Linked DNA regions of Mus musculus: all the other regions are linked to region 1. A link is a loop called in an ENCODE intact Hi-C map of the cell type or tissue named here. Cell type or tissue: heart. All regions are shown on one strand.

Region 1 (2,500 bases):
CGCTGCAGTCATCTGCAAGGCTGAAGGTGTAGTTGGTGGTTTCTGTACTCACTGATCAGTGGTAAGCACTGTACTTGGACCAGAAGCCTTTGCTGTTTCTGTGGGTCTGAGGCCTTGGGGTCCCCGATGCCCACCATGTGGACAATACACATTTACTGAGGACTTCGTACACAGCTCCATAGTCATCTCAGTGACCTGCTGGTTTCAGGGGCGCACGCACTGCCTGTGGGTGCTTTATGTATGGGTCACTGCAGTGCCTCTTGCCCCTGTCTCAGAAACAACTCGACACTTAGCCCAGGAACTGAGGTAGCTCTAAGTGCAATGAATGGTCCTGAAGAGACTAGACATCGCCATGACCGTCTTATGTACACACGGGCTGCCATACCATGTACAGGCTTGTAGCCCCAGGAGGTGGCATGGCCAGTGTCCCTGTGAGTGCTTTGCTGGTGGCAGCTCTCATCTTTCTGTTGGTACCTTGGGGACCAGCCCCCTTCCTGCTTCCCTGAGCTTATCTTCCTGTGGCAGACAAGATCTCTGCCTGGGAGGTGCTGGGCTCTGCAGCTGTGCTGTGGGGCTTCTGACTTATGTGTCCTCACCTCTTGCCCTGGGAAAAGGAGTGAGGCTGGTCTGGAGATACCCTGTCCCCGGCCAATAAACTCAGCTTTGTCCTATGGGATAGAGGGTCTTGCCTGTGCAATCCTCCCGTGAAGTGGCCTGTGGTTCCCCTGCCTGCTCATTTGGCCGGTGTGGAAGGAGTTGTGGCAGACAGCATGAAGCAGTCTTTCTCCCACCCCCATCCTGCACGTGGTGTGTTACCTGGTGTGCAGAAGGCTTGAGCTGGTACAGTGAGCCTGGTCGTGCTGCTGCCTGGCAGATGGTCACAGTATGCTGTCTGGGGCCGCCTTTGCTGACCTTGGGCACGAAGCTAGAACGTGACCGTGTGCTGTTCAGAGAAGAAAGTCTGCAAGCACACATTTAGATTTTATTTCCAGTTCTCTGTGCCCGCACACTAGAAGACCGCAGAAAACAAACCAATCCGTTTTCCAGATTATCATCTGGACTCTAGCTCCGAGCCGTGGGCAGGCTGAGGCAAGTCCTGCAGAGGAGGAGAGCAGAGCCAGGTGGGGGAGGCTGTGAGAAGCACGGAAACCACCCCACCAGTCGCTCTCGATCATGGGGCAAAGGCCACTGGGAGGCGTGGGGGAAAGAGGTCATTAAGAGCCCTAGGCAGGGTGAGGTGGCCCCAGGAAACCCAGAGTGCACTCCATGGTCTCCTCAGGCATCATGACAGGCTCCTGCCCCATTGGTTGGTTGTATCTTTTCAGACCCTGACCTCCCCTGTGCTTAGCAGAGTGTGAATGTGCGTTTTCAGGCTCCCCCTCCTATGAGCAGCAGGCCTCTGTGACTCTGGCCAGCAGAGGGCAGCAGAACCTCATTTCCTTCCTAGGTCCTGGGGCAGGGGACCTCAGCAAGCGACTTCCTTCTGTGTGTGGAACCCTCAGAGGAGGAGTTTCTTTAGGAATTGTTTAGAAGACTGCTGTGAAGTCAGAGCTATGGCAGCCAGTAGGATGTGCATCACCGTCTCTATTCCACTCCCAGGCTTAGCCTTTGCACAGAGCAGGGAGTCACGGGAACAAGCTCTAGGAGCAAGTCACAGCATGAGTTGACCTTGGCTGCCGTGTTGTGTGTGTGCTGGCTGCTGAGCTGTGGGGTGCTAGGCTGACATACTGGTGGACAAATCTTGTAGAGATGCCAAACACCATGTTGACAAACACGGTCCAGTAACTCTTTCTGTGTGTCCCTTCCAGTGACATTCCTTGGGTCCTCAGTTACCTAGTTGTGGAGTGTGATGCGGAAGTGATTGTATGTGCCAGCCGGGAGCCAGCCGGGGCCTGGTTCTGTCCTTCCTGCAGCTTTAGTATATAAGGTGCCATGACCTATCAGATTCTCTTTCCAGAGCTTGAGCTTAACAGCTGGCCTAAGTTAGTAAGGAAACAAGGCTGCATCTGTAATTGGGACAGGGACATGTTCCAAATAGCAGAACGGGCCACACTTTCATCAGGCTAAAGCTGCCTGTTTTAAGGCCATATAAACAGTTTAAACACGCAGTAGCAGAACATGTAGTAGAATATGTGTGTGGGCTCACCAGCCAACCACACTGCCTGTGTGCCTCCTGTGCTCTGCAGTGAGTGGACCATGTTGAGTGCCCACCTCTACCCAGCAGGAATTGCCCTTCTGTGCTGGTGGTCCGGCCCAGAACTCTTGTGGGACTATTATCTCTAGGCCCCAGGAGATTGGACCTGGTGTATAGGGCTCTTGGGGTCCTGGCATGCTGAGTCTTGAGGATACTTGGATACGGCTCCTTCTCCGTGTCCTGCTAGAGGCCTGGCCTTAGCTCTGTAAGTACAAAGCCAGCCCTGTAGCAGAGGCTTGACCATTAGGGCCCTGCCTCTACTTGGAGTTGTATGAAAAGGGATAAGCATCAGCAGGGACACCTGAC
Region 2 (2,500 bases), 75 kb after region 1:
GAGCTAGAGTAGGGCAACAGAGTGGAATCTGATCCTGGGGCCTTACAGTGTCCGTGTCCAAGAATCGAGGAGAGTCTGAGGCACCTCCCCTGACCCCCCGGAGACAGAGATTCTTTGTGTAGCCTTGGCTGTCCCGAAACTTGCTCTGTAGTCCAGGCTGGCCTTGAACTCAGAGATCCCTTCTGCCTCTGCCCCTCTGCCCCCTGCCCTCTGCCTGCTGAGATTAAAGGCGTGCACTACCACTGCCTGATGAAAGACTCCTTCTTAAGCCCTACCTCCTGCTCCTGAATTGGGCTCTCTCCTGGAGGCAAAGGCTGCCCTGGCAGAGACATAACAGGCCACGAGGTTCTCTAGGCCCTGAACATCATGCCTAGTGGCTTCTCCTTCTGCACTGGCCTCAAATCAGAAAGGAAGGTCATTTGGACATTTTGTCCTGGAGTCCATCTATTTATCTGGCATCACTGGCCAGCCTGTAACCAGCCAGCCTGAGGGGAGCACGATGGGGCCAGATCTGTGGTGATCATCAGCTGTGAAGGCTGTGCAGGGGAATTTGCTCTCTGATCCCAATATTCTCGGGCCCACTCTGGACCACCCACAAGAATGTCTTTCCCAAATGCAGAAGATGATCCACCCAGCAGTGTGCAGAGTCCTTACAGGCCAGGGACAGAAAGCACAGGCTAGAAAAACTCATTGTCTCTGCAAGGTCCACAGCTCCCAAAGGACCAAAGAGCCCATCTGACAGCTATGACAGAAACATCACACCGGGTGGGTCCGCTGGCTGTGGGTAACAAGCTGAGGGGACAGACTTGGACAGGGTCAGGCTCAGCAGCGTGTCCAGAGGCTGTGCAGCCAGGTGTAGTGCCACTGCTCCCAGATGCTCAGAGAGCCCTCCAGCAGACGAAGACAAGCTGTGGCTTCTGTCCATTCCGTGAACAGAAGCTGCTGTGATGGGCAGGCACAGTATTTTTAGACCCAGCGAGCTGTTTGCCACGTGGTCTGGTGTCTGAGCGGGCAGCTCCAGGCGTGAGGAGCAAGTTGTGAACAGTCACACTGGTCCACGCTCCCACAAACTGAGAGGTCTTTTAAGGAAATCCCTCCCCGTGGAGGGGCTGAGTCATCGGCTTCCATCTCTGGCTCCTTAAATAACCGGAATCTCAAATTAGCCATGAGGGGGGAAAAAAACAATCATGAAACTCTTTCTTTATTATAAAAAGGAAGACAAAAACCCAGGAGCTGACATGCAGGGCAGAGGCTGCTCCATTTGTCAGCATTAATCTCGCTTCCTGCACTCGCAGGAAGATTTCCTCTCTTCCTGGAAGGTGCGCTGGAGTTGGAGCAGAACGAGAGGAAACCGGGGAAGGAGCCTCAGCAACAGCCTGTCCGTCCCTGTCGCTGCCCCAGGAATCCTCAAGTGAAACAGTCTCCTAAACACTGGCTGGCAGGAGATGCAAATGGGAGGTATTTTTAGGGCATATTAAAGCACCCGAGCTGTAATTTGCAGACTGAAGCCTGCCCCTCCCCTCCTCGATGAAATCTATGGGAGATGTGGCTCCTGCTTTTAAAAACCTGGCTTTGGGAGTGACTTGGCTGTTCCACACAGGAGGGGAAAGTATGCTCATTGTGCATGCAAACAATACCACAGGCTACAAGACAATGCAGCAAGGGAAAAAAAAAAAAACAAAAAACAAAACAAAACAAAAAAACCCAAAACGTCACTCCTGGCCTTGCCTAGGAATTTTACCCATTCACAAGGGTGAGAGCTGGGTGTGGCCCAGTATCGACTATCAGAGGGAGACAGAGGGACAGGACCAAAGGTCTCCTTCAGTTCCAGAAGAGAAGCAATGGAGAGAAGCTAAAGGCCACTGCACATCACATCCATAGATCTTGCCATGACTCAGGAGGGTTACTCTGTGAGATCCTCAGAGACAGCCAGAAAACCGTGACAAGGTCTGCAAAGGTACCAGCTCACCAGTTCTTCCAGAGATGACCTTGGCCTTGGGTCAGAACAAGAGGGGAGAGATGGACTTGGGATAGAGAAGGGATCCAGAAACAGGCCAAGGGCACTGGGATCTACCTAGGACAAAGAGGATGTTGTGCATCTCTAGGGAAGAGTCCTTGGGGGTGTACTCTGAGCATGCGTGAGGAGATGAGACTGACCTCTTTCCCTCATACTTGGGATCGGATGTGAGACATGAATAAGTGTTGGGAGAAAGTGGGAGCCTTACCTGCACACAGGAAGTGGTGCTCTCACTGTGGCTCAAAGAAAGGGCCACAGACATGAGAGAAGACCCCTTTGAACAGCTTTTTAAAACGTGACAGGCTGGAGTGATGGCTCACTAGTTAAGAGCACCTGTTGCTTTTGCAGAAGACTCAGGTTCGGTGGCCAGCACCCACAGGGTGATTTATTCCCATCTGTAACTCCAGTTCCGGGGAATCTGATGTCCTCTTCTAGCTTCTGTAGGCACCAGACCCTCAAATAGCACACATGTATACCTGCAGG
Region 3 (2,500 bases), 160 kb after region 1:
CTGTTGCTATAGGGGGCACCATTCTAAAGAGTACTTTTTACACTCTACGTATTTGTTCTTTTACCCAGAAAATGTGCCTGCCCTGTGGATGGGCCCAACTGCAAGGAGAGTTGGGTAGGACCACGGGACCGACCTTGGAGCAGAGAGCCCTGGGCCACCACAGACTGCCTGTTGTGCAAGGAGCGCTGAGACCATAGTGTAGCCTCTGATTAGGAGCCAGTGCTACCCAGGATTCAGTCCTTGTGATCCTTTGGTAGGTGCAAGGCTAGTCTGTGTTGAAGAAGAAGGGGACTGCTTAAGTTAGTGACCTAACATTATTTTCACTTTTAAAGTTTTTAACTTGTCTGAGTAAAACTTGTTTTAAAGTACATCAAGTTTGAGGTTCTAAGTAGTTGCCTTCTCTGTTGGGGCTCTTAAGTTTTTCATGATTGAAAAGGGGCCTGGAGATTTGGCAGAGTCTGAACTTACTGATTGGTTCCAGCAAGGTCCCATGGGAGACAGTGGGCAGAGCTTAGAATACTGCAGACCCTGGGTATCTCCTTCACCCACAAAAGCTTTGCCCAGGGAGCTATCCACCATGGCAGTTGACCCCCTTCCTTAGTCTCTGGCCTGAAGCAAACTTTATGTGGTCTGTCTGATTCCCTAGAGTTGTCAGGCTTTTATGGCCAGAGACAATCAAGGCCCATTGACCACCCAGAGAAAGGGTGACTGTACAAAGGACAAAGTCAAGGCCAGGCACCTTCTCTCAAATATGTGTACCCACTAGTGGTCTTAAGCAGAGGCGTGAGCCATCTGAGAACGTTGGCAACATGAAGTGGAACCAAGTGCAGGAGTCTCAATAAGTAATTTAACAGATCTGTGAGGACCCCTAGCCAGGAGTAGGGTGAAACAGAAGGGAACCAGCAACCTAGAAGCCACAGAGAGTGGAGCTGGGAGAGCCTGTGCAAGTGCCCAGGCTAGGGCACAAGTCTAAGGAGAGACTTAGAAGGATTTTGACCTATTCCAAAAAATATGCAGTTTCCATCACACTACTACCTCTTGCCCTCTGCAGTCAACTTCCATGCCCCAATAGTTACCCTGGCTCATTCTGGCCTCAGCATGCCCTGTCTGAAGGAAATGTTCATATCTGCTGTGCAGCTCAGGTATCAAGCATCAGCTCCACCCACTGGCTATCATCTGCCCTGAATCTAAAGCAGCTCTGCTGAGTGGTGTCTTCTGGACAGCAGGTGGTGCTATCAGACCACTCCAGAGAGAGCAGGCAGGCAGCAAGATGAGCAAAGCTGTTGAGTGGATGCGGGGACATAGCAAGTAGACTGAGTTACAGTCCCTCCTGTTTAACATGGAAAGTGTGGGCTTGCTATCCCCAAGAAGGGTGCATGTGTTGTTACCACTTATTTTTTATGGTGTATTAAAGAGTAAACGCAGTGCTTTCACCGTAGTTGGACAGTGTTGTTGCACGTAGACACAAGAGTCTGAAGGTTGGCATGCTAGCATGGCTCTTCACCTCAGTCAAGCCCTTTAGTGCAGCATCAGTCCTGACAGCTTGAGAACCACCAAAACTGAGACATACCTGCCAGTGCTAAGCAGGTCTGCATGCCCCGGTGAGCCCAGGATTTGTCCCAGGGCTACCTCATGTGACTGGCAGATGGAGATTCGGGGAAGTAAGAGAATGGGCACTATATACAGCCTGGTCCATTAGAGGTGGAGAGGCTTTTGGTGGATGCCATGGAAATGTATGGACTATGCACATGATGGACTGTATAACTCCATTTTAAACAAGCATGGTGTTAATCACTGTAAAGCAATCGATGGGTGTCTGTTCACCTTCATACAGCCACTCAAGTGAGCTGGTACATGTGTAGGGACTGGTAGGGTGAGTGAGGACCCTGAAGCACTCAAAATAGCATGTTCCTTGGGGACCTTTCTGCTATACCCCTACCTCATCTACGCCAGCTTATAATCCAGTGTAGGCTTTTCCATTTCAGACTCAGACCCTGCCTAGATGCATCCTCCTGTGGACCTGCAGACACCCTGTGCTCTCCCTTCTGTTCTCCTTTACGCTCTTTTTGGATTCTACCTTCCTGTCCAGGAAGCTCCTGGCCAAACTTCTAAGCACCATGGGATGCTTGCTTCCTACTTTTTGCACTGCCGAACCCAAGTCCTGACTTGTGTTCCTCCATTAAGCCTTACCCCTGACTGTTCCCTGCCAGCCTCCAGCATTCTTAAAACTAGGTCAGAAGCAGATGAAAACTCCTGGTAACAGTCCTGCTTCAGTCCTCTCTGTTGAGTGGCTGCTACTTTCCCTAGGAAATCCCACATGCTGAGCCCACGGACCCCTACTTTCATCTCTGCTTAACGGCTTCGCAGTTAGGCGGGTACTAACTGCCCCTAGACACTGCCTACAGGATATGCATGCTTGATGCTAGACACTGCCTGCAGAGCATGCATGCTTGGGGCTCAAGGCCAGCTCCCTAACCAGCTTGAGGCCCACTTCCTTTCT

What was found. Peaks named below come from ENCODE experiments on the same cell type or tissue, not always from the same donor. Only the 100,000 strongest peaks of a DNase experiment are listed, where the experiment ranks them.
Region 2: a loop joins it to region 1, with 4 times the contacts of the local background. A loop is called at or near these places in 5 of 42 quality-filtered maps.
Region 3: a loop joins it to region 1, with 4 times the contacts of the local background. A loop is called at or near these places in 22 of 42 quality-filtered maps.

The regions. Positions count from the first base shown.
Region 1 is chr10:77,508,762-77,511,261 of GRCm38, reverse strand. All of the region lies in intron 2 of Fam207a (family with sequence similarity 207, member A), which reads left to right. Among named protein-coding and RNA genes, the nearest start is that of Fam207a, 5.8 kb to the left of the region's middle. In heart, a CTCF peak has its summit at 1,404 (motif pointing right); DNase peaks (open chromatin) are centred at 571, 1,411 and 2,481; H3K27ac peaks cover 1,115 bases.
Region 2 is chr10:77,433,437-77,435,936 of GRCm38, reverse strand. No RefSeq gene overlaps it. Among named protein-coding and RNA genes, the nearest start is that of Gm51791, 2.4 kb to the right of the region's middle. In heart, no CTCF peak of the experiment used is centred here; DNase peaks (open chromatin) are centred at 356, 1,016 and 1,326; H3K4me3 peaks cover 843 bases; H3K27ac peaks cover 1,547 bases.
Region 3 is chr10:77,352,278-77,354,777 of GRCm38, reverse strand. All of the region lies in intron 2 of Adarb1 (adenosine deaminase, RNA-specific, B1), which reads left to right. Among named protein-coding and RNA genes, the nearest start is that of Adarb1, 65 kb to the left of the region's middle. In heart, a CTCF peak has its summit at 1,204 (motif pointing right); a DNase peak (open chromatin) is centred at 1,207.